Linked DNA regions of Mus musculus: regions 1 and 2 are each linked to region 3. Evidence: chromatin loops called from intact Hi-C (ENCODE). Cell type or tissue: left cerebral cortex. All regions are shown on one strand. Region 1 overlaps Cpvl (carboxypeptidase, vitellogenic-like). Region 2 has its middle 5.0 kb from the start of Chn2. Region 3 holds the start of Tril (TLR4 interactor with leucine-rich repeats).

Region 1 (8,000 bases), 140 kb before region 3:
CTCTCAGTAGCTCTCGACATGGTTATACTCAGGCCCTTGACTCATTCATAAACTGTTTCTTTTCTTCATCTTCAAACAGGTAACTCTTTACCCGGGGCGATTATCCATCTAAGCCATCCATCCCAAGCTTGAATAGCCATCTCAAAAGCCCTGCCTTTGAGTCCTCAATCGCGTGTTCCTCTGCCCACCTGCCCCTATATGTAGCTACACGTAGCTGTCTTCCCACTCATCAAAAACCCAACCTGAACTGACACTTTAAAAAAGGTAACACCAGACGCTGCCTGAAAGAAGTGTTGTGACTGTACCTGCTGCTCATATAAATAACAACCTGTGCTTCCAGGCAGAGGGCACGGAGACACAGCGAAAGTAAGGCATGGACTCAAGGACACGCAGATATAAAACAGCTAGTCGGAACTCCAGTCCTGGCAGTGTAGCTCCCATAGCCACACTCTTTACAGAGTACTTTTTTTTTCTTCCTGACTGTGAGTAGGAGCTAACCCACAGCTTTGGGAGAGCAGACAGTGTGTGCTATTAGATGAATTTACACACTGTGCTGGATGCATGGGGCATGGTGGTGATGTGACTCACTGCTGCGGAGAGACACCCCACAACCTGAGGTCCAGTGACCACAAAAACAGCATGGCCTTATCACTGTGCTGTGTCTTCAGCGTATGTAATGTCCATAAGTGGAGCACATGTGTAGAGAAGAGTCCTCAGACATCTCCGTGACTAAGTTTAAGAAGTTAGACTTGGGATGGCAGGGGGGGGGGCGGTCTTTAAAAATCCTTAATTCCGAGTGTATACCCCAGAGCCGAGAGATGGTGGGTCTGAATGTACCCACTATCAAACCTGAGGACCTGACGGCCCCCTGAGCTCCATGGCAGGAGAGAACCAGCTCTCAAAACTTGTTTATTAATGCTCACAGGTGCCAGTTAATAAACAAATAAGCAAAAAAATGTACTGAGATTTAAAAAGAAGTACTCTGCAATATAAAACGTATTGATGAAGAAAATCACTTTAAAGCTTTGAGATGGGAGACCTAAATGTCTTGAATCGTAGCTAAAGTAAGATTAATATTTTCAAAAGTCTGAATTCCATCCTACCTACCACCAATTAGCAGAAGTTCCTTATTTCAGTGGCCCCCATGTTTGCAGTGAGGTTTTCTTCGTCATGTCCTTGTGCATTTCTCCTCTTTCCTTGGAGAAGGGCCTCACCTCACAAGTGAGATCTGGATATGTCATGGATTATCTATAAGAATGTTATGCCGTTCGTGTGGGCCATAGCAAGTATTGTCTATCCTGGTTATGATGTCATGATTCGTCACACAAGCATGACGTGCTATGGCTGACTCTCGGGTACATAGCATTAAATAGCACCTTCATATCGCAGCACCTGGTTCAGGTATGGCATCAGTGCATAGGCTGCTCAACTCATTGAAGGAGAAAGACACATGGTAGGGGTTGGGTTCTCTTTAAAACCAGGTGCTTCAAGGGCCGCTGAGCACCAAGGAGGCAGGTCAGCTGAGGTTGGAAGTCTGCTAGCATCCCAGGAATGCAGGGTGCCGTGCTTCACGGCCTCATGAGAACCCTGTTTGGCACATTGCTGTTTGACTTGTCCTGTAGTGTGGCCTCTTAGGACCAGGCTATTTTTCTGAGTGTCTAGAGATAACCTTAACCCTGCCAGGTCACAGGAAGGTGGGGGAGAAGAGAGTATTGGAGATTAGTTGCCTAGGAGACTGAAAAAGCAGGCTCTCTATCATCTAGCAGGTCTCTAGCTGTTTTTTTGCTTGTAAGAATCGTCGGGGGAAAGCTGAGAGTGCCATCCTACTCCACACAGGGGTCAAGGGGTGGGATAAGGGGAGTACAACTCCTCTGGCTTCAGTCAAGGCAAAGTCATTTGAAAAGAGATTATCCACATTATTTTAATCTATGACCAAGCTTGAGGGCTACTGGTCCACTGCTGTATAGGAACCTAGGAAGGTTCTGAGGGTTGGGCATCCTGAAGTCAGTACCCCAGCACCCCATACTTCCAAGAGGCTGGGAAGGGTGGGGATGACTTCCTTCCTGTTCTCCTGGTTTTCCTACCCCTTGTTATATGGAGTTTGATTTCAGTACTGGGTGAATGAAAGTATAGGGGGCTGGGGGTCCTGGTGAGTGACAGAGGTTCTGGGGAAAGGTTTTACTCATGTGGATAGGCAAAGCACACAGTGGCTCCAGGAAGGGCGGGGTGGGTGGACAGCATCACTCCATACAGATTTTCATCCTAGCGATCAGGAAGGCTTGTATTGCTGCCATGGAGAGGGGTTTGGGGGCTTGGGGGTGGAGGAAGCTCAGGCTGGAGGAAGCAGAGGGCCAGGCCACCACAGCTACTTAGTAGTGAAGTAGAGCCAGAGCCTCCTGGTTCCAGGCCTCCCTCACAGCAGCTCTGAAACACCTCTCTCAGGTTGGGGTTTTCTGTTTTGACTTGACAGAGAAGGCTCCTCTCCCCGACACTGAGTTTGTTTGTGGCGTGTCCATATTTGAGGCAGGACAAGAAAGGAATGAAAAATAGACCAGGGATGATAGGGGCCAAAGGATTTAAACAAACAAACAAACAAACAAACAGACAAACAAACAAGCAAACAAGCCACCAAGCTGAACAGTCTCCTGTTCTTCTATATGTAGATGATTTGAGCACAGATCCCCTCGAAGTTCTTAACCTCCACCCTTCACGTGGGTGGCTACCATTTGCAGAACACAGCCACTCTACAGATTTTATGGAGAGTGTTCCCACTTCACCTCCAGTCCACACTGTAAACAATGGTGCCAGTGCCTGTTTTACAGGAAAGTAAAGTCCTCATGGCTTTGGCGTCTTACCCAGAATCACCCAGTTGGGGACGAGCAAAGCCTGGGCTTGAGCCTGGAGAGTTTGGAGCAGGTGTTCATCACTCACCCATGTGACTGAGCTGACAACTGAGTGGCTTACAGGTCCGTGGATCGAAAGCCCAGCCTCACTGTGGCTTCAGCACTTTCTGCCCACCCCACGCCCCTTTATTATAGCCAATTATGTTTATTGTATCTGAATGTTCCAGGGCATTTGCTGTGCCATTTAATGTCTTGACATTTGGGAGTGGGTTTGGAGCTAGCCCCTCATGACAAAGCTATTCTACAGACCACAACTGTTCCCAAGAACACTTCCAGAAAAGGCCCAGACATATGAGGGAACCTATGTCAGGCCTTAGGTGGCAGGAAAGTCATACCCCTTAGGGATCTTCCTCCAGATTCCTGATAGCAGCTCCCAGTGATGGTCTCGTAAGTTAATCTAGCCTCCCAGTACAGCTTCCTCACAATGCTCTGACAGGAGGAGTCCAGCTAACCTGGACTTTGGCGATGCCTACTATTTGTGTGAGGCACTGAGGCAACTAGGAAACAGCAGGGTTATTTGGTCCTTGGAGGATAGACCATGCAGATGGCAAGCTGCTGTCACGTTCACAGAAAGACACCAGCATTTGGGGCACATGTAAATCCCAAATAGTAAAAGGTGACCAACCTTTATTTATAGTAGAGTAGAGCCCTGGGGGCCAGAAGCATTCTAGAATGTTGCTGAGGCTTCATGCATTTGAGTGTACCCTGCAACCTTGGAGCAATTTTGCTCACTGGCTTCTCTGTTCCCTCCAGATGCAGCCTGAGGATGCCCCAGTAGTCCTCTGGCTTCAGGGTGGACCTGGAGGTTCATCCATGTTTGGACTCTTTGTAGAACACGGGCCTTATATTATCACAAGTAACATGACCGGTAAGCGATGGTTGGACTGCTTTTCTCATGAGTCTCCTTCCAGCCAGTATCTGCTCTAAAACTAACTTAGAATAAACACAAGAACCACTAGGAGTAGCAGAATGGCTCCAGATCATAGAAACCCAACTTTGTAGCACTGTCTGTCCAGAAGGAGGAGCCCCAGGACGAGTGTCCTGCCTAGCTTGCTCTCTCCTGAGAATGTGGGTGAAAGAGTCTATGCTGTTTTCTGCAAGTCGACTGCTGACTCAAGCATTCTTGACTTACAAAAAACAGTTGGTATTTATTACTATTTGGGTGAGCCTTCTTGCACGGGCTTAATAATGGTGGAATTATAACCCCCTTTATCCACGGGAATAGAAATGCTTTATGACTCTGTCACTTCAATGAGCTGATGCCTTGAGAGCAGGATGCAGTGGGTGAGGCTGAAGTGGAGGAAGGGCTGGAGCAAGAGCCTCTGGCTGTGTCTCAGGGCAGACTCTATTCTTGTCTCTTTGGGCAGATAGTTTGCTTTCCCTGGGTCAGCATTCAAAGTGTGAACGAGTTTGTGACTCAATGTAAAAGCCTTTGAGTCAGCTTTGGTAGGGTTGTTCTCTTCAGCGTTGGGGAGGAGGAAGAGAGTCCAAGAGGATGGGTATAGGGTACCCTGCACCTAGGTGTGTAGGGTGCCTTGGGCCTAGAAGCATAGGGCAATGGGCATTTTCATCTCAGCTCTTCATGAGGTTTTGTTGTCAGGCTTTCAGGCTTGGCTATAGTATCGCTGTGTTGGGCAAAAGTACAGAAGAGAGAGGTGAAGGGGATGAGTGCTGGTCTTCCAGAAAGAGGGTGCTCCAGTGGCGAGGGGAGGGCAGTGTCCGTGGGAGCTCAGCAGGGTGTGCTGGGATCCAGAGCAGGGATGCCTTGCCTGGCCTATTTTGTTAGGAGCTCAACCCCTTCTTCTGTTTTGACAGTTGTGGCCAGAGACTTCCCTTGGACCTTTACCCTTTCCATGCTCTACATTGATAATCCGGTGAGTACCACAGGACACCACAGGACATCAGCGCTGGCCTCATGCCTGTTTCTATTTACTACATACAGCCATGGCTGCTCGATGATTGGCCAACAGCAGGTTGCATACACAGTGATGTTTCTATAAGGCTATCAGGGAACTGAGCCAGTCCCGTCAGCTCCTCTAGCCCTCGATCATCACACATGTTTAGATAACAAATAATCTAATTATCACACAGGTTTAGGTATGCAAATACTGCCATTGGACTGAAGTTTCTTGTACTCAATAGAATAACCTGTTGTTGTACACATGCCTCCAGTGTGTGGTAGACCATGCCTTATAGGTCTGCATAAGTCCCTATGAGGGAGTTTAACAATGACAAATGCCTAAGTTGTCCTCACATTAAACAATATATTACCATATATTTTCTAAACAACAGAGTTTTTACTTTCTATATTAGAATTTAATTTACCATGCGGGGCATGGTGGAGTATCCCTATAATCCTGTTTGGAGGTTTGGGCTGTAGAAGAGTGAGTTCAAGCCAGCCTGAGCTAAATTGTGAGCTCTAGGCTAGCCTAGGCTACATTGTGGGGTCCCTCCCATTGAATGTCACCACTGGGATAAGGGGCGGATGGCTTTTTACCGATGGTGTGGGTTCCCTGTCTCTTGGGTTGTTGCTTAATGATGGATTCCTCATCTTTCATGTAGACCTATAGATACAAAGAGCCAAAACTGGTGTGCTTTCCCCTGGAAAGGGAAGAGGGATGCCTCGGAGATACGTGGAGAGATGGCAGAGATCTGAAGTCAGAGGTGTGGGTTTTGGAGTCTGTAAGGCCATCTCCCAGTGTGGGGTTGAGCTGAAAGTCTCAAGAAACATCCGTCTTCATGCTCATCTTCATTTCTTTCCCCCTAAGGTGGGTACAGGCTTCAGCTTCACCGATCATTTCCAGGGATACGCCACCAGCGAGGATGATGTAGCCCAAGACTTGTACAGGTATGTCATGCAATTCTCCCTGTGGTAGTCACTCTGGATTGGTCCTTATTGTTCAACTTATAGAACTCTGTAGAACATTTCTATGTGTGTGTGCGTGTTTGTGTGTGTGTGTGTGTGTGCTCCTGCATGTGTTCTTCTGCTCCTTTTCACCTTGTTATTGATTATTGTTATGACAGGAGATAGACATGACTAAAACCATGAATGTAACCAGTTGTAGCTTTCCAACAATTTCCTATAAGACGGTAGAGACATAACACACATTTTCAATGAAAGATTCTTTCCCAAGCCATCCACCCAGATGTCTTAGAAGTTTCTGGTTGTTTCTAGAATTCTATTTAACTTTGTTCTTGCCAGGAGATAACATTTTCCCCAGGTGTTTGTCTTCTTTCCCATAACTGTTTCTTTTGTGGTTTTAGATGTGTATTTTACTCTGTAGCTTCGTCATGACTTTTCCAGGATAAACATAGTCATTTTCCTTCATCTTACAAAGTTTGTCTTTCACTTTAAAAAAATAAAGATGTGTGTGTGTGGGGGGGGGGGCTTGGGGGTTGTAAAGTTGGGAGCTTGGTTAAAGTATATACACATAAATTTTCCTTTCATTTTCTTGCATTCTTAACATCTATTTTTAGTATGTTTTTAAAAACTAAGCTGACCTTTCTTATTTGTTCAATTTTTTTCCAAGCTATAAATTGCGAGCTAAGAACAAGTCTGAATTCTTTCAGAGCTCCCAAGCACCCTTGGATGCACTATGAGAATCTCCTGGAGTCTCCTCCCGTCCAGTCTCACCCACCCACTCTGCTGATTACCCAGTGAGCAAACCTGGCATCCAGCAGGGCTGCCAAGAGAAAGGGTATCTGATCAGGAACAAAGCCTTCCCAGTTGCTTTTCTTTCTCCCTGGCTGATCAGACAGAGGGCTGAGGGACAGGGCTTTTGGTGGCTTCCTGATCTTTATTTCCTGCCAAGGACATCTCTTTCTTTCCCTCTGCTGACCCAGAAAAGAATATGGCTGCTCTCTGATTTCCCACATCTCAAGATTTCAACCCTTGGGTTCCGTTTCCGTCAGGGTTACTTCGGTTCTTACACCTCTACACCCAGGTGCAGTGTTTCCTTGGGACATAATAGCTGATCCTCCCAGAGGGAGCGACTTTGGCTTCTCACTTCCAGTGCTTTCTCCCTGCACAGGCAGGACCATGGTGCCTGTCCTCAGAAGCCTACTCAAGCACCCAGCACCACCAAGGCCACTGAGTCCTCCTGGCTGAACACCTACCCCCACTCCTCACTACAAGCGTCTTTTGGCTTCCTTGTGTAACTAGCAAACACTAAAGACATGTGTTCACCCTTCGAAAGTCAGAGTTTTGTAACCCCACCCCCAACGAGGAAGCAAGGATGTTTCCAGCCAGCGGTTGACCCTGTGTGTGGATGTCACTGATGACATGTGGTCCGTCTCCTCTTGCATGACATGGAAAGAGGACGGGTTTCAAAGCAGCCGTTGTTTATAGCTGTTTCAGTTTCCTTTGCTTCGGGCTCTTAGAACTGGAAAATAGCTAATCAAGAGGAGTGCAGAAAACTGATTTCAGCTGTTTCTTTTGCAGTTTACACTATTTGTTTCCCTTTGTGACCGCATTCTTCTCTCCAGCTTGCCAGATGGGTGTTTGCAATAAGAAGGTTGCTTTGGAACTAGTAAATGGGCTACTGGGGTTTAAAGAGCAGATCTTTCTTCTCCCTTTGGAAGCTCCCATCCCCCGTTCGTTCCCCCCTAAAGATGAAATTCTATTTTTCTGTGAACAGAGCCTGGCCTGGAAGGAATGGCCTCCTAAAGAGCCATTTAGCATTCGTGTTTCTAGTGGTTTTCTTTGTGTTCAGGAACGTTTTTGCTCACGTTCAGACACACACTGTAGAGGATGCCACTGAGCTATGGCAGGCGGTGGCTCTCAGCTTAGAAAAATGTGAATGAAATGTAGTCAGTTTGCTCTCTTTGATGTGGATTTCTTGCCTGATGCTTTGTCCCCCTGTCTCCCTTGATGTATTCCCGGAGCTGGTGACATAGAAGCAGGCAGCACACAGCACCTGGCCTCCCAGAACTCATGGCCTGGTAGAGCTCCTGAGGTTACCTTCTAGGAGTTGAATGGAGGTGACACAAAACTGCTGTCACCTCCTGACTGCAGGGGTGTCAAGAACGAGAAAGAGGAATAGGCCAAGGCAAATTATGTCCTTTCAAAGAGGCTTGTTGGTGACATTCTTCTTCCAG
Region 2 (8,000 bases), 220 kb before region 3:
TCTGCAGCAGGTGCGACTGAATCCTTTAAGGATAAGGAATTGCCTAGGTGTACCGGAGAAAGGGACTGGAGCCGGTGTGTGCCATCCTCCTGTATTTAAACCTAAATTAATTTTACTGGAAGGAAATGTCATGCAGATATATATTTTTTAAAATCCGTTTCACGCTCCCAGCAGGGTAATCGGTTCTTTCATTCCTAAAGCTACAGAAAAACTGTGAAATTTGAACAGAAATTGTTAGATCAAAGGGAAAAAAAGCAAACATTAAAGGAATGAAAGTACTCTCATTATAGAGCAAAACGGAAAGTGTTCTCATTGGGAGCGGCACGATTTGAAAAACATGGCTAAAAAGGACATAGTCCATTTGAAAATGATCAGGAGTGACTCTGGAACAGCAGCGAGGTCCTGGGGGCCTCCACATCGGAAGAGGACCTCATGTACAGTGAATAATAAATGTTAAAGGATCATGATATGCACTCATGTCACATTTTCTACTTGATTTAAAGTATATGTTATATCCCCACCACCACCGGGGATGCCATCCCAGTGTGACTGCCCAACAAGTGCCCCACCCACTTTTGTTTGTTGATTAGTTTAAAGGGGTGGGATGGGGTGAACTTCTTGCTGAAAGCCTGTGGGCCACTTCAGTTACACTGAGCATTTTCTTCCTGGACTCCATTTACAGGGGCTCTTAAGACAGATCTGCCTGGGTCAACTAGACTCAGGTACTGCCAAGTCTCCCTACCCCAGACACTTTTGGAGGGCACTGCAACCTTGAGGTGACCTCATCTGGAGCCTTATGGGGACATATACTCACCCAGCATGATCTTGACCACTCTATGAGAGTGAAACTTCTTGGACACCCAGAGTTCAAGACATGACATGGCATTGGTTGTCTGACTAGTAATTTACAAAGCCCTCTGGAGCTTTAGATGGCAGACATGGCTATGTCACTGAACAGGATCATTACGACCTGGGCATTGAAGAAGACCAGCATCTCACTTCAAACTAGGATGTCAGCAAATACCTTATAGTTCTGTTTCTCCATTTCTACTACTGATAATATGGAGTCTTTTTAAGCATGAGAAAGATACTGGTTGTGAAGCCATACTGTGCCACGCCTAAAGACCTGTAAATTGTTTAGCCAAAAGATAGAACTAATTGTTTGAACAATATTTTTCTTCTCTCCTAGAGACAGCCAATTGTGACTTATTTACTGGGAAAATGTTTCATTTGTGGCCCAAACTTTCTATCTTTTCTTTTTTATGTAAGGTCCCAAATTGAGCAGTAAGTGATGGGCTTCATTATTTATGGTAAATTGCACAGAATGTCTGGTTCTATTTGTGCAGATTATATTTGCCTTCACAGAACTTTAGTAACAAAAGCAAAAGTGTGTGGGCTGGAGAGGTGGGTCGCCATTAAGAACATCTGTTGTTCTTGAAGAGGACCTGGGTTGAGGTGCCAGCACCCACATGGTGGCTTACAACCATCATTAACTCCAGTTCCAGGTGATCCAACACCCTCTTCTGAACTCTGTGGGTACCAGGAACCCAGGTGGCACGCATATGTGGAGGTTAGAATAGGAATGACCCATATAGACTCATGTGCTTGGATGCTTGGCCATAGGGAGTAGCACTATTAGGAGGTGTGGTCTTATTGGAGATGTGGCCTTGTTAGAGGAAGTGTGCCACTGTGGAGGTGGGCTTTAAGGTGTCCTATGCTCAAACTCCATCGAGTGTAGAATCCAGTCCCCTCCTTGCTGCCTGCAGATCAAGATGCAGAACTCTCAGCTACTCCAGCACTTTTGTCTGCCTGCATGCCACCATGTTCCCTGCCATGACAATAATGGATTAAACCTCTGAAACTGTAAGCCAGCCCCAACTAAATGTTTTCCTTTATAAGAGTTGTCTTGGTCATGGTGTCTTTACAGCGATGAAACCCTAACTAAGACAAACAAAAAGGCAAAACATATAGGTAAAATAATAAATTAAATATGTTTAAAAGCAAAGTATGGCCCAATGACTGTCTTCATTACTCCAAATTGTTGAAGGGATGGACGGCTTCTCACTGGGAAGGCACCACCACCACCAGGTAAAATCAGTGCAATACAAAAGTAGAGGAGAGCGCTTCCGTGAGGCCCAGCTTGTGATGGAGATCGCTGGTAAGCTGCTTGGAAGGGCAAACATGAAGCACCAGTCTCTGGACTGACAACTGAAAGGTGATGGCTCACCGGGACTGCTGACAGTTCATCAGCAGGGAAGATATAGCTGCTCGGGGCCAAGAAACCCTTTCTCCAATTCAAAGGCCAAGGGCCTTGAGTCTCCCTACCAGATGTTCCAGACCTAAAGTAACAAGCAGGACCTGGCACAATGTGTCAGTAGGTCCAGGAACCACTGGTGGTGGGACTTCTCATATAGCTCCCCAAGTGAAATGATAAAACCTCCGTTGTGTATTCAATTCACTCTGAATGGCATTACACAAGTCTGTATCATGTGAGATTTGTTAAAATCTAAGGTAATCTGGTACAGTTTTCTTAAATATTCCATCCACCTGCCTCCAAATGATAAAGGATCTTTGGAAAAAGGAGAGTTTGTCAATAATGGGCTCTGACATAGAATTTAAAATTGCCATTTTGCTTTGACTTAGCATTCGCCTACTTTCTTTTTGTATTTTTATATTTATTTGATGTGTATTTGCGTGTGTATTTGTATATGCACATGTTTACATGTGTTTGCATGCATATGTGTTTATATGTTTATATGTAAGTTCATATGTACACACATGTGTTTATATGTGTACACATGTGTTTATATGTATATATAGATGTGTGTGTGTGTGTGTGTGTATCCACATGAGGACAACTTACAGGAGTCAGATTTCATCCATCTATTATGTGACTCCAGGAATTGAACTCAGACCCAAGTCCTCAGGCTTGAGGGCAAATGTCCTAACTTACTAAGCCATCTTGCCAGCCCCTAACTATAATTTTAGCATCGATTTCATCACCAAATCAGAAATTCATGAAGCAAGCTGCCCTGCAGCCTAGGTAACTGGGGATGTCAAACCCAGGCAGCTGATCGGGCCCTACCTTCCAAACCTGCTTCCCCTTTCTAACTGTGCTTCCTGCTGTCTCCTTCTCAGCTGTGACCTTTTCTCTTTGTGTCCTGTGTACCTAGGAGCCATCAACAGTAGTCTCTGTCCAGGTCCTTCCTGTTGGCCAGTGGAACTGTGGTCAAAGTTCACCAGAAGGCACTTTGCCCAGAGAACCTTCTCCTTTCCCAGCCAGCTCTTCCATGGAATCCTCCCACACGGCTGTACTCCCTACCAACAGATTTCAGTTCTGTGGTGTCTTAACGGTATGGCTGGGTGTGATGACATTTTTCTCTCCCACATCATTAAAAGTTTCTCAGAGGGGGTGGGGAACAGGTTACTTGTCAAGCCTTTGTGTAATTTACCATGTCATGCACACAGTAGGCCATCAAGAGATATCTTCTGAATACATGAGCAAAGAATTGAATGGTTTTCCTCCGGGGGGCTATGATCACGATTGATGAACAACACCTCTGGGGCACAAAGGGCAGTGGACAGGTTTGTGAGAACGATCTGGCTTTGAAGAAGACCAGCTGAAATGGCAAAAGCAAAAGAGTCACATGTTTACAGCCTGGGCCCTGTCTCTCCATCAACCGGGACTGTTGTAACTCCTGTCATTTATTGCTTTCAGGATATTCTTACATTACTATAATCTGTTATTTTATTTTAGCGTTCCTTTGAAGCTTGAAGGCAGGCAGAACACGCCACAGAGTGAATGTATTGGGCATGCAGGACTGCCCTCAGCATTCCTTTCTTGTGTTTCTCCGAGAAGGTCATTTCCTTTCCTTGTGCTAAACACAGAATGAAATATTCCTTACTTGCAAGATTAATCCAGTGGTCTGCATCCATGGGAGAATTGTGGGGCTGTTTGTCAAGCAGCTTTAAATATTTTATGGCAAATTACTCTGGCCTGAAAAGTGGCCCCTTTGCTGTCGATTTTTCCTCATCAAAATCATTGCTGGGAGAACTGGTTCTCTTTGTAGTTCAAGCCCTGTTTCCTATACAAGATGCCTAACCCTGCTAGAAAGCACTGGCTCATCTCCGAGAACACGAGATAAACTAGAGGCAGATGCTGATAGCCTGCGGTGGCCTTAGAAGGCACAGTGAGAACCCAGCTGGCTTCCAGGCAAGGTAGCTGCCCAACCAGGAAACAAAGGGGAGTCCACACCTGGGGTGCAGACAAAGAGAGGCCGGCTGCAAACCCGATTGCCACTGCAAATCGCCAGCTGCTGGAGACCCCTAGTGGAGATCCCAACACTGCAGGCACAGATGTTCCCTGGAACGTAGTGCTGAGCCATGGAGGCAATGCCTCCAGCACACACACACACACACACACACACACACACACACACACACACACACACGCATGCACACGAGGACACACATGCATTCATTAGCTACACTCAAACGAGGGACAGACTTCATTGGCACATGGCACATTGCAGCTTTGTTTCCTAGCATTTAAGATTATTAAACTCTTTCTGCCCTCATTGTCCTCAGAAAAATATGAGGTAAAGGTAAATAAAGAAAGCTCCAAGGCTGCGAATGCAGACAGACTGAGTTTGGTTTTTGTGTCTTAGGATGGCATCTCTTCTCTGCTAACTGCTAATCTATTCATGCATTATGCAATCCATTCAGAAAAGTTTACCAAGCAGTCACTGTGTGCAGCAGTGTATACCAGACCCATGGAATAAAGATATAAGGAAAACCATATCCTTGCCTTGGGACCCCACAGTACCCTCTGGAACCCTCATACATCAACTGGGACCTGTTTAAACTGCAGAGTGAAATCCTCTGTTAGAAATCACAGGTGTTATCCATGTCAGTGACAAATGCCTTTTCAGGTGGAAAGTTGGCTTTTTTGATTGTTTGACACAACCTCTAAAATCAAGTGTCAAAAGCTATTTTCTAGATAATGGACATTTTCTCAGCCACAGTTTGGGCTTATCAGCCTAGGGGATCAAGTAAATAAATAGTATGCCAATACAGACATGCGCCACACATTGATATTTCTATTGGTAACAGGCTACATACATGTAGAGATCTCATAGGGACTATAATGGGACCAGCCCACATACCATCATGATGGCCATTGTAACTGTCATAAGAGAGTGACACAACCAGCTACCTTTCCTAATCATGTTACTGGGAAAAATTCCACCAGTGAGACAGAAATACAATTCCTGCAGCTATGTGGAGTACTCCTGATATTGACCAGAGTGAACATGTTACTGCTTTCTGGATTTGCTGTATTATAAATTTTAACATGGTTTCGAGGAGTATTCTCCCATTAAAACACAAAGCTTCATGTTAAATGGTGTGCTCTGGTATTGAGCCAGCAGCCTTGGGATCACTGGGTCTCTTGATGTAATGAAGAGACACTGGTAGGGACTGACCTCCCCACCTGGATGGAGCAAGCACAGGAGCACACCGAGACATTCCCTCAGCAACAGTGGCGCAGTTCTAAGAACGCATCTCATCAATAAGTGATGACTGTCCTACAAGCGTTCTTGGCCCTCACCCACAGAAAACCAGAATCAATATTTTCACTTCTTTTCCCATGATAGCAATAGATTCAACAGAGGAACAATCATTTTTCTAAGGAAGTGAATCCACACTGGAGGAGAGCCAGCATCCAAGACCTGAGCCCATCTCAGTCTTCTCTACAAGTCGCGGACCATTTGAAAACAAAGCCTAAGCAAGTGATTCTAGAGAGGTTGACTCTGTATCCTGGCAGCCTGACAGACCTGTGTTAGTTTGTCATTTGAGCAAGTTCCTTAGGCTCAGTTTCTTGGTCTTTGAAATGGGTTTGGTTCTGAATCCTAGATTACAGAGTATGTGGTGACTGAAGGAAACAAGAGCTCTCTCTGATACACAGAAGCCTGCTGGGGAGCTCTGGCCTTGTTTGTGCCTTAAGGCAAGTGTGCTGGGCCTTCACTTACTCTCTCAGAAGAGTGTGGAAGGATTGTGGTTTGTGGCAAAAGTAATTTTCATCCATTTCAACTATGTCGCCCATGTAGTGGGGGTAGTAAAACCTGTAATCCAGGCCTGGGATTTGGAGATAAATCCGAGTTCAGATCCTAATTGAGCTATATCCCCTCTGATAACCTTGGACAAGGACTTAACCTTTCCAATTTGCAGTCTCCTTCTTGTCAATGGGAGCCAGTAATCTGCCTCATCTTTATGTAAATGAGCCTATGACTGACAAGCACCTCAGTACTCGATGGCGCTGGTGCAGCAGGTGCTTTGTGACAGTGGCTCCCAGGCAGAGAACAGGAACTGCTGGGCAAGGCAGTGAGTAGGAACCTCTAAGAGTGAGGAGAAGAATCTTGAAGGCACAAGTTCTCTCTCCAGACTCCCCAGCACCCCACTAAACAACTGGGGTGCTTTCCCACCCATCCTCCTCTAGGAAGAACCTAGTTCCTAGCCACTGATAATACAAAGCCCCACTCACTCACTGTACACCAGGGGCCTGCTCAGAATGTCAGCACATTGTCACACACTTGTGACAATCCTAAATTAAGACTTACTGTCTACATTTTCCAATAGGAAAACTAAGGCCAGAATGATCATAATGTCTTAATCAAAATGCACAAGCACTCCAACCACAGGAGTATAATACCTTTTCTTTTTTTCCTGGTCAAAATATCTAAAAGGGAGACAATATAAATAATTTCTCAAGGTCACATTTATCTAATTGAAGCCAGCTTTGGCTGCCTCTGCAGAACACACAAAGGAAACTTACCTCCCAGTTTGTTTGAAGTTTCTGCTCTTAAGTAAATATTTTCCTGTTTGAACCTTCACTGGGGTGAGACTCGAAGGCTTTAAAAGATGGTTTATGTACTTTAAATATTTATTTCTTTTTTTATCTGAACCTAGGACAGTACTGTCATTTTGTGTTGACTCAAATGCTAGCCTTAGGGGCAGGCAAGGCTCCCTGAGAGCTAAAGATGCTCTACACTACAGGGCTCAGGCAGGGACAGACATGAAATCAGGGATGTGAAGATGCTAGTTACAAAAATGAAGGCATTTCAAAGATCCCAGGGGCACTCCCTAGTCAGGAAACCTGCCACCCACCATGTGGGCACCTGATCCCCACTATTGAAGCTTTCCTTCCTAGTCTGCAAGGTACCATGGACTCTTGGGTATGACTTAGTCACTTGGTATGAGTGGGACTCAGGCATTGAGTAAACGAGATATTTTTACTTAAAGTGCCTATTTCCCACCCACACTGCTGAATTTAATTCAAGGTAGAGAGAGGGTCAATACATAGAAGAGGGTCATGTAGCTTCTGCATTCCTGAAGAGTTAAGGGTTTCAAATGACTTCCATCCAGCAAGTCCGGGCAGGTCCCACCCTGCGTTTCTAAGAAGATCCAAAGGTATCAAGCAATTGCATCTTGATAGGGTCTTCGGCTTATGGTTTGCAACTCTGAGGATTTATCAAAATCATCCAATATAAGACCACACCCTGGAATAATCAAGGCAGGATCTACAGGAGAACCACATAGATTAGTACTAAAAAGCTAAGCAAAAGCTCCCAGCTCAGTGCTATTGCTGTAAGGACGGCTGGTAGGACTGGAGGACTTAGCCAACAAATTATATTTGGAAAGAAACTGGCTGCAAATGGTGATTCAGCCACATCTGCCTACCTCGTCTGAAAGAAAAGGCAAGGTGTCACATTCACCACAGACATCGAGTAGAAAAATAGAATGCAATATTAGAACACAAATTTTCGAATCAACAGAGTGGATTGGAAATTCTTCCCCAGGTTTTAGTTGATGCTGTGATTTTTGAAATGTATGCCTGGGTGAATAAGCATAAACAATATGCTCTTACTTTAGGGCCACTCCCTCGGGGCAGGCAGCTGCCATCCAGGCAGATGTTTCCCTGCAAATCCACTCTATCATTTCTC
Region 3 (8,000 bases):
CATTTTAGTAAAACAAACACTTGTGTCTCCATAGTTGCCTTTTATTCGAAGCTCAAAGCAAAACACAGTAAACTGGGTGTACTTCACTACAGACTTACCTGTTTTAGTCCAAAACCCATCTCCCACCAAATTGGGGTCGCTGTTGTACCCATGAAGTCTTCACTTACCACCCTGCCAGGTTCAGCACATGGCTCCATCACTCCCCTTGATAAACTGCTCAACAAGAAAATGACATAACAGAGTGACTAAACTATTTGAATCTTTGCAGATTTCTCCTCTTCCTTGCTCAGTTTCCTAATGTGATCTGTCAGTGTGCCTCTCTTCCCATACAGACAGTCAGCCCCCTGAAGCCAGGATATGGGCTCTAATTTTCCACACTGCTAGCACACAGTAAATCCTGAAGGGCTACTTTCAAAATGTTGCTTTGCATGAACAAATAATAAGCAACAGCTATCTCTTGCTTGTTTTCATTCTTATCAGACACTGGCCCTAAGGGAACCCCGGATAAAATGGTGCACTATTGTGTATTAATAATAAAAGTTAATATCCGACACCTGGCACCCCCCAAGAAATCTAAGCCTGAGCACCTTGGAGCCTGAAAACGTTCAAGATTGCTATAAGCTCTGGCACAAAGTAGGCGGGCCCCTCAAGAAGCAATCTCCAAAGGCTCTGTGCAGCGTATTGTATACAGGCCCGGGTTCCGAGGCTATTTGAAGGGCTTTAACACTGCAGGAGAATTAATCTAGCTGAATAGCCAAGTCTGTCCGTGTCACAGTCACTGTAACAGTTCCACTTCTGAGCTTTCTTCAGAGGTTTTCCCAGAGCGAGAACCGGCAGATAATTCGGTTTAGGAACCTAAAAGAGGCGGTGCCTCTCCTTGGACATGAGCAAAGGACACCAGAAACCCAAACACTTTAAAAGGACTGAGCAACAGTCCTGTCAACAGTCCACTGATGGCCTTGCCAGGAAATCTTGTGTTCCCCTAAACTTGGAGCACGATGCCAGGGAATTCCGTGTTGTCTCAACATCTTGCAGGGTGGCACCGGGAAGAGAAGAGTAGGTAAAATGTAGGCGCCCTGCCTCTGCGCCGAAGCCGCCGGCGAACCGGCCTAAAATAAAAAGGTCTCTGTCTGCAATCCCCGTTTGCTCGCCCGGTAATCCACCCCCGCCCCCAGCCTGCGCGCCGACCCGTACAGCTGTTTTTAATCCCTACTTTTCTCACTTGGCGTCCGGGCTAGGGCTGACCAGACGCGGAGCCACTTAGTGTTTCCTCCTCCCCCAGCCGGGGTCTGTCCTGCCTCCGCCGTCTCCTCTTTCTCCGCCTGCATCCCCCGGGGGGCAGAGTGTGGGAAGAACGAATTTCCGCCGGTTTGCTCGCTCCACGCCGACATGGGTCCCTTCCGGACGCTGCTTGCGCGTCCCCCAGGCTGCTCACTCCGGCTGCACTCCCAATCCCCCCGGATCGCGAGCGGGCAGGCGCCGGAGACGTGGGCCTAGCGGCCGGTACTCTGCAGCCAAGCCGCACCCCAGCAGCTCTTGGAAGGGATCCCGCCTGCAGCGGGGGAATCCGTTTGGCGGGGAGAATCCGCGCCAGGGAATCCAGCTCTCCGGACTCCAGAGCAAACAAAAAGCACCAACTCTTGCTCGCTCCTCCCGCCCCCGACGCTCACCCGAAGAAACAGTTTTCTGCAGAAATGCAACAAGTAGCACCCCAGATTCGCCGAGCGCCCAGCGCCTTCTGATTTGGCTCCGCGAACTTGGCCTGCGGAGACCCGGGCGAGCCACCGGGACAAAGAGGAAGGGCTGGACGGAGCACCAGCGAAGTACGAAAGAGGCCTTTTTAGCGACTCAGGCCCGGCCGAGGGGAATGCAGAGGAGACACAGAGCCGGCCGGCCCAGAAGACGATCCGGCCGCAGCGCGCTGGGCGGGCGGCGATGGAGGGTGTGGGTGCCGTGCGCTTCTGGCTCGTGGTGTGCGGCTGCCTGGCGTTCCCGCCGCGGGCCGAGTCCGTGTGCCCGGAGCGCTGCGACTGCCAGCACCCCCAACATCTCCTATGCACCAACAGGGGACTTCGCGCTGTACCCAAGACCAGCTCGCTGCCTAGTCCCCAGGACGTGCTCACCTACAGCCTAGGCGGCAACTTCATCACCAACATCACCGCCTTCGACTTCCACCGTCTGGGGCAGCTCAGACGGCTGGATCTGCAGTACAACCAGATCCGTTCTCTCCACCCCAAGACCTTCGAGAAGCTCTCACGACTAGAGGAGCTGTACCTGGGGAACAACCTCTTGCAGGCGCTCGTTCCTGGCACGTTGGCTCCGCTGCGCAAGTTGCGCATCCTTTACGCCAACGGCAACGAGATTGGACGCCTGAGTCGCGGGTCCTTCGAGGGCCTGGAGAGTTTGGTCAAGCTACGGCTGGACGGGAACGTGCTGGGAGCGCTGCCGGACGCGGTCTTCGCTCCCCTGGGCAACCTGCTCTACCTACACCTGGAATCTAACCGGATCCGTTTTTTGGGCAAGAACGCCTTCAGCCAGCTGGGTAAGCTTCGATTCCTCAATCTCTCGGCCAACGAGCTGCAACCCTCTCTGCGCCACGCGGCCACCTTTGTCCCTCTGCGCTCCCTCTCTACTCTCATCCTCTCAGCCAACAGCCTACAGCACCTCGGCCCCCGCGTCTTCCAGCACCTGCCACGCCTAGGCCTGCTCTCCCTCAGTGGAAACCAGCTCACGCACCTCGCCCCAGAGGCCTTTTGGGGACTGGAGGCCCTACGTGAGCTGCGCCTGGAAGGTAACCGGCTGAACCAGCTCCCCCTGACACTGCTGGAGCCTCTGCACAGCTTGGAGGCACTAGACCTGAGTGGCAATGAGCTTTCTGCTCTGCACCCTGCCACCTTTGGCCACCAGGGCCGGCTCCGTGAGCTCAGCCTGCGCGACAACGCGCTCAGCGCCCTTTCTGGGGACATCTTTGCCGCCAGTCCGGCTCTCTACCGGCTGGATCTAGACGGCAATGGTTGGACCTGCGACTGCCGGTTGCGGGGTCTGAAACGCTGGATGGGCAACTGGCATTCTCAGGGTCGCCTCCTTACGGTCTTCGTGCAGTGTCGCCACCCCCCGGCCCTGCGGGGCAAGTACCTGGATTACCTGGATGACCAACTGCTGCAGAATGGGTCTTGCGTGGATCCCTCACCTTCCCCTACAGCAGGCAGTAGGCAGTGGCCGCTACCCACATCGTCAGAAGAGGGGATGACGCCCCCTGCAGGCCTCTCGCAGGAGCTACCACTGCAGCCGCAGCCGCAGCCCCAGCAGCGGGGAAGACTTCTACCAGGAGTGGCCTGGGGTGGGGCTGCCAAGGAACTGGTGGGCAACCGCAGCGCATTAAGGTTGAGCCGGCGGGGACCAGGTCCCCATCAGGGCCCCTCTGCTGCGGCTCCGGGCTCTGCCCCACAGTCCTTGGACCTGCACGAGAAGCCGGGGAGAGGACGTCACACCCGAGCCAATCTCTCCCAGACGGAGCCCACCCCGACGTCTGAGCCCGCCTCTGGGACACCATCTGCCAGAGACAGCTGGCAGCGCGCAGCAAAGCAGCGCCTAGCGTCCGAGCAGCAAGAGAGCGCAGTCCAGTCCGTTAGTGGGGTTGGTTTGCCACCTCTGGTGTCTGACCCCTGTGACTTCAACAAATTCATTCTGTGCAACCTGACAGTAGAGGCGGTGAGCGCCAACAGCGCCTCGGTGCGCTGGGCGGTTCGCGAACACCGCAGTCCCCGGCCGCAGGGCGGCGCACGCTTCCGCCTGCTTTTCGACCGCTTTGGCCAGCAGCCCAAGTTCCAGCGCTTCGTCTACCTGCCGGAGCGCAGCGACTCGGCCACGCTGCACGAGCTGCGCGGAGACACCCCCTACCTAGTATGCGTGGAGGGTGTGCTCGGGGGTCGCGTTTGCCCCGTGGCCCCCCGAGACCACTGCGCAGGGTTAGTAACCCTGCCAGAGGCAGGAGGTCGAGGTGGCGTCGACTACCAGCTCCTGACCTTGGTCTTGCTGGCTGTCAACGCGCTTCTGGTGCTCCTGGCACTGGCAGCCTGGGGATCGCGATGGCTGCGGAGGAAGCTGCGTGCCAGGCGGAAGGGAGGGGCCCCGGTCCACGTTCGCCACATGTACTCCACCCGACGGCCACTGCGCTCCATGGGCACTGGTGTGTCCGCGGACTTCTCAGGCTTCCAGTCGCACCGTCCCCGCACCACCGTGTGCGCGCTCAGCGAGGCCGACCTCATTGAGTTCCCCTGCGACCGCTTCATGGACAGCACCGGCGGTGGTACCAGTGGCAGCTTGAGGCGGGAGGATCACCTCTTGCAAAGATTCGCTGACTAGGCAATGCCTTGGGATCTCACAGGCCTTAAGGAGCCACTCTCCGTGGTCCCATGCCTTCTCAGAGGAAGAACTAGTTTTATTAGACTTGTTCTTTCTCCCTTTTGTGCATTTGCCAAGTGAAATCTAGATGTGAAAGTGAATCTAGATGCCATCCATCACGTCCTGGTAATCACAAAGCAAATGGATGGTTCTTGGTGGTCTAACCCAAGAGTGGGGACAAATGAATAATGGCGTAAAAGTGGGAAACCTTGACACACTTAGCTCATGGCTCCTGTGACTTTCAGCACAGTAGCCTGCTGACCTTGGGCTAGAAAGGGTGCTTTACGCTCCCAGCATGACCAGAACGCTCTGGTGTGTATACACACTCCTTTGCTCTATGGCAAACTGAGTTCTGTTTCTAGTTAAGAAAAGGGGGACTTGCCACCATCACAGTGATCCCCATCAGCAACTGACCCCACTGATCTGGTGGGTTCTGCCAAGACCGGCAGGGTAAACAAACAGGTACCACTCTCTCCCGGGAACCCTTTCTTCTGTTGTCTGGGAGAGCATCTAGGAAGCCTTAAGGAAAAGCTACCTGTGTCAACAATATGAAGAGGATTTAACAAGCTGACCAATAAACTCAGACTCTTTTGATAGGACTGGACCTCCTCTCTATCGTTTTATCAGTTAGGGAAATGACCTTTTGCTGACCTTTGGGTAACTGATAATATCCTCAGGAGAAGGCAGCATTTAATACTTCTCCACCAGGCTTGCGCCTGTGGTTTTACCTTATTTTTTTTTTTAAATCTATACATGGGAAAAAATCGAATGCCAGATTTGATCTTTTAAAAAGAAAAAAGAATGCGATATGTGTGTGTGTGTGTGTGTGTGTGTGTGTGTGTAACCAGTGACTCCCTAGGGCACTGCAGCCTTCCAGTTCGCTTACCACATTTCTGATAGCATGCCTAGACGGGTGTGAATGTGACCTACATCTTACGACAGTTCAGCAGTGTCCCCCATCCCCTTCTTGACAGCACCCATTTCTGAGTTGCACGGTTAGGCATTAAGCGTAAGGTAATTGTCAGGCTTGGGGCAGGGGGCAGTGAGCTCAGTGGTGGAGCTTGCTTGTGGGGCTCTGAGTTTGTCCCAAACAAACAAAGCAATGGGTGAATTGTCTGTAATCTCTGACCACATCACTGTCGCTCTTTATAAGAAATAGAACAGGAGAAGAAAACTGTAGGGAACAAATGTGAAAACAAACAAACAAACAAAAAAACAAAAAACCCACAGTAGCGAATATGTGTTTCTACTAAACCCAGAAGAACATGTGCATTCAACTGTCACTGTGAAATAATTATATATTTTACAAATTAATTATTCCAATAGCCAGTATCTTACTGTGTTATTAAACCTTATCTTTTAGTAGTAGATGCAGTATTTCTTTTCTTTTTATGTTTTATTTTTAATTTAGGATTAGCCTCTTGTATTTGTTTAGTTGTGTTTTTAGCTATTTGGGATACTTTTCTCCCTTGATATTTATGAAGTCCACGTTTATGATTAAATATAGTGGCTGGGTTCACATTAATAATTCGTGTGTGGTCCACATACACGTGCTAAGAGGATGTACACTGTGGTATAGTCACCGTGGTTATGGATTTATTGGCAGTGGGGGACTGTGCAGTGCAGGTCAGCCAGTTCTATGGCTAACAGTGACTCTTCTGTTCCAGGCCTCAGGCCCCTGAGGGTCCCAATGACTCAGGGAACCCATCACAGTCCAGGGCCCTTCACCACGATCACTCTTTATGTTTGGCCTACGTGAGCCATGCTGCCTTGTCTCAGCAGCTGAAGACCTGGGGGTCTAAATGAGCCGGTCTTTGTTTATGTCCAGCATGAGTAAAATGTCCAGACCACTTAAGCCACAGCTGCTTTTCTGGCAGTCTTATCTGCAGGGACGAAACTTAATAAACCACAGGAAATAAGACTGTCATTCCGTGTTTGCTGCCAGGCCTTGTTTTACATCCACAGTGCATGGTGCATGGGAGCTGGGGCTGTTCGCTCTTAGTTTCAACCCACAGGCTATCTGGCACCTCCTGTAGAACTCGCAATTTTTCATGCACAGCACAGTTGCCTCTCTTAGCTGTTTCATTTACACAGTGTAAAACTGAGACCCGTTGAAAGTATGGAAAAGACCACTGATTCTGTTTACCATCTGCCTTGCCCAACTGTAGACTGTCACCAAAACCCTTTAATGCCTGGACTTAAAAAAAACAGTCTCACTGAAAAGTCTTTTCAGTGAGAAATGGATAAATGTTATACATTGTTACATTCAATTATGTCAATAAACCCACATACTGATAGAGATGTCTTGTTGGAGCTTCCAAATGTTTTGATGCATGTTTAAAATGACAGGATGAGCCTTTCAACAGCCATGTTCACTATGTACATGAAACATAAGCGTGATGTGTGTGGGGTTCTTATTATTTTCCTTTTCATGGAGAGTGTGGGCTTTACTGTAAAGAAATGATTGTGTGAGTTTATATGTAAGGAGATAATGAACTCCACTCTAAAATCAAGTGGGATCCCAGAGTGAAAAGGTCCCCAGTGACGACAGCAAGGTGGCATGGTCTCAGCTCAGCAAGAGTGAGTTCCCTAACAGCTATGCCCTCTGAGTTTCATGAACACAGATTACAGGGGCTCCCAACCCCCATTTACGGAGCTTGAAAAGTGTTATAATTCCTGAAGAATATGAATAAGCTCTATATGAGTTGCCAAATTCAGTTCCAAAACCACAGTTAAGTCTGGTCTGTAGTGTGAACCTCACACAATAGGTGACTGCTTCTGCCAGGCAGAGGATGTCTCAGTACTGCCAGGTGACAAGCAGGATGGTAGGATGTGGTCAAGGCAATTGTGCTCATTTGTCACACACCTGATTTTCACCAAAGGCCAACACGACTGGGTGACTACTATGTTAAAGAGGCATATATATATATATATATATATATATATATATATATATTCACTGTTTGTCTTCAGACACATCAGAAGAGGGCACCCCAATCCCATTACAGATGGTTGTGAGCCACTATGTGGTTGCTGGGAATTGAACTCAGGACCTCTGGAAGAACAGTCAGTGCTTTCAACTGGTGAGCCATCTTCCAGCACCCCCCCTTCTCTTTTAAGAGTTTTTAAACGAAAATAAAGCATTTGATTAGCAAAGTCTTATTTAAAACTTCAGCCCATGACCCAGGATCAAGACCTTCACCAACCCAAGAGAACTATAGTAAGAAAATCCATAACAAAGACATGAAGAAGTCTCATGGCCATCAGAAGGTCACCACTGTTCTTTGTTTTATATTCTCTAATGTTCTTCTATCCCTTTGTTCTTCCATTTCTTTGTTCTTCCATCTCTTTGTTCTTCCACTTCTGCATCAGTTAAGATGAGCATCCTGAGAGCTGACTGCACAATGGCTCTGTGAAACCTAGCTATAGCAGCAGCAACAGCAGCTATACCAACATGTGTTCAGTAGTTATTAAGTACATCATTAGTAGCTGGATTCTCCTGCAAGAAACAACAAGTTGTGTGGTGCTTTCTAGAAGTCCAGGGCCTAGGCATTTCTGCTGAAATACAATCAGGAAATCAGATAATGGGATTATAG

Evidence for each region. Peaks named below come from ENCODE experiments on the same cell type or tissue, not always from the same donor. Only the 100,000 strongest peaks of a DNase experiment are listed, where the experiment ranks them.
Region 1: it touches region 3 in a loop (7-fold over the local background); 9 of 42 quality-filtered maps call a loop at or near these places.
Region 2: it touches region 3 in a loop (2.4-fold over the local background); 2 of 42 quality-filtered maps call a loop at or near these places.

The regions. Positions count from the first base shown.
Region 1 is chr6:53,950,281-53,958,280 of GRCm38, reverse strand. It overlaps Cpvl (carboxypeptidase, vitellogenic-like), which reads left to right. Exons shown (of 13, transcript NM_001289713.1): 4 at 3,657-3,771; 5 at 4,719-4,777; 6 at 5,672-5,751. Among named protein-coding and RNA genes, the nearest start is that of Cpvl, 24 kb to the left of the region's middle. In left cerebral cortex, a CTCF peak has its summit at 3,914 (motif pointing right); DNase peaks (open chromatin) are centred at 3,939 and 7,262; H3K4me3 peaks cover 70 bases.
Region 2 is chr6:54,030,954-54,038,953 of GRCm38, reverse strand. No RefSeq gene overlaps it. Among named protein-coding and RNA genes, the nearest start is that of Chn2, 5.0 kb to the left of the region's middle. In left cerebral cortex, a CTCF peak has its summit at 4,319 (motif pointing left); a DNase peak (open chromatin) is centred at 4,312; H3K4me3 peaks cover 164 bases; H3K27ac peaks cover 11 bases.
Region 3 is chr6:53,814,171-53,822,170 of GRCm38, reverse strand. It overlaps Tril (TLR4 interactor with leucine-rich repeats), which reads left to right and starts at 1,346. Exons shown (of 1, transcript NM_025817.4): 1 at 1,346-6,703. The coding sequence starts at 1,936. The coding sequence ends at 4,365. In left cerebral cortex, CTCF peaks have their summits at 3,188 and 3,777; DNase peaks (open chromatin) are centred at 2,846, 3,272, 3,582, 3,738 and 4 more places; H3K4me3 peaks cover 3,891 bases; H3K27ac peaks cover 3,840 bases.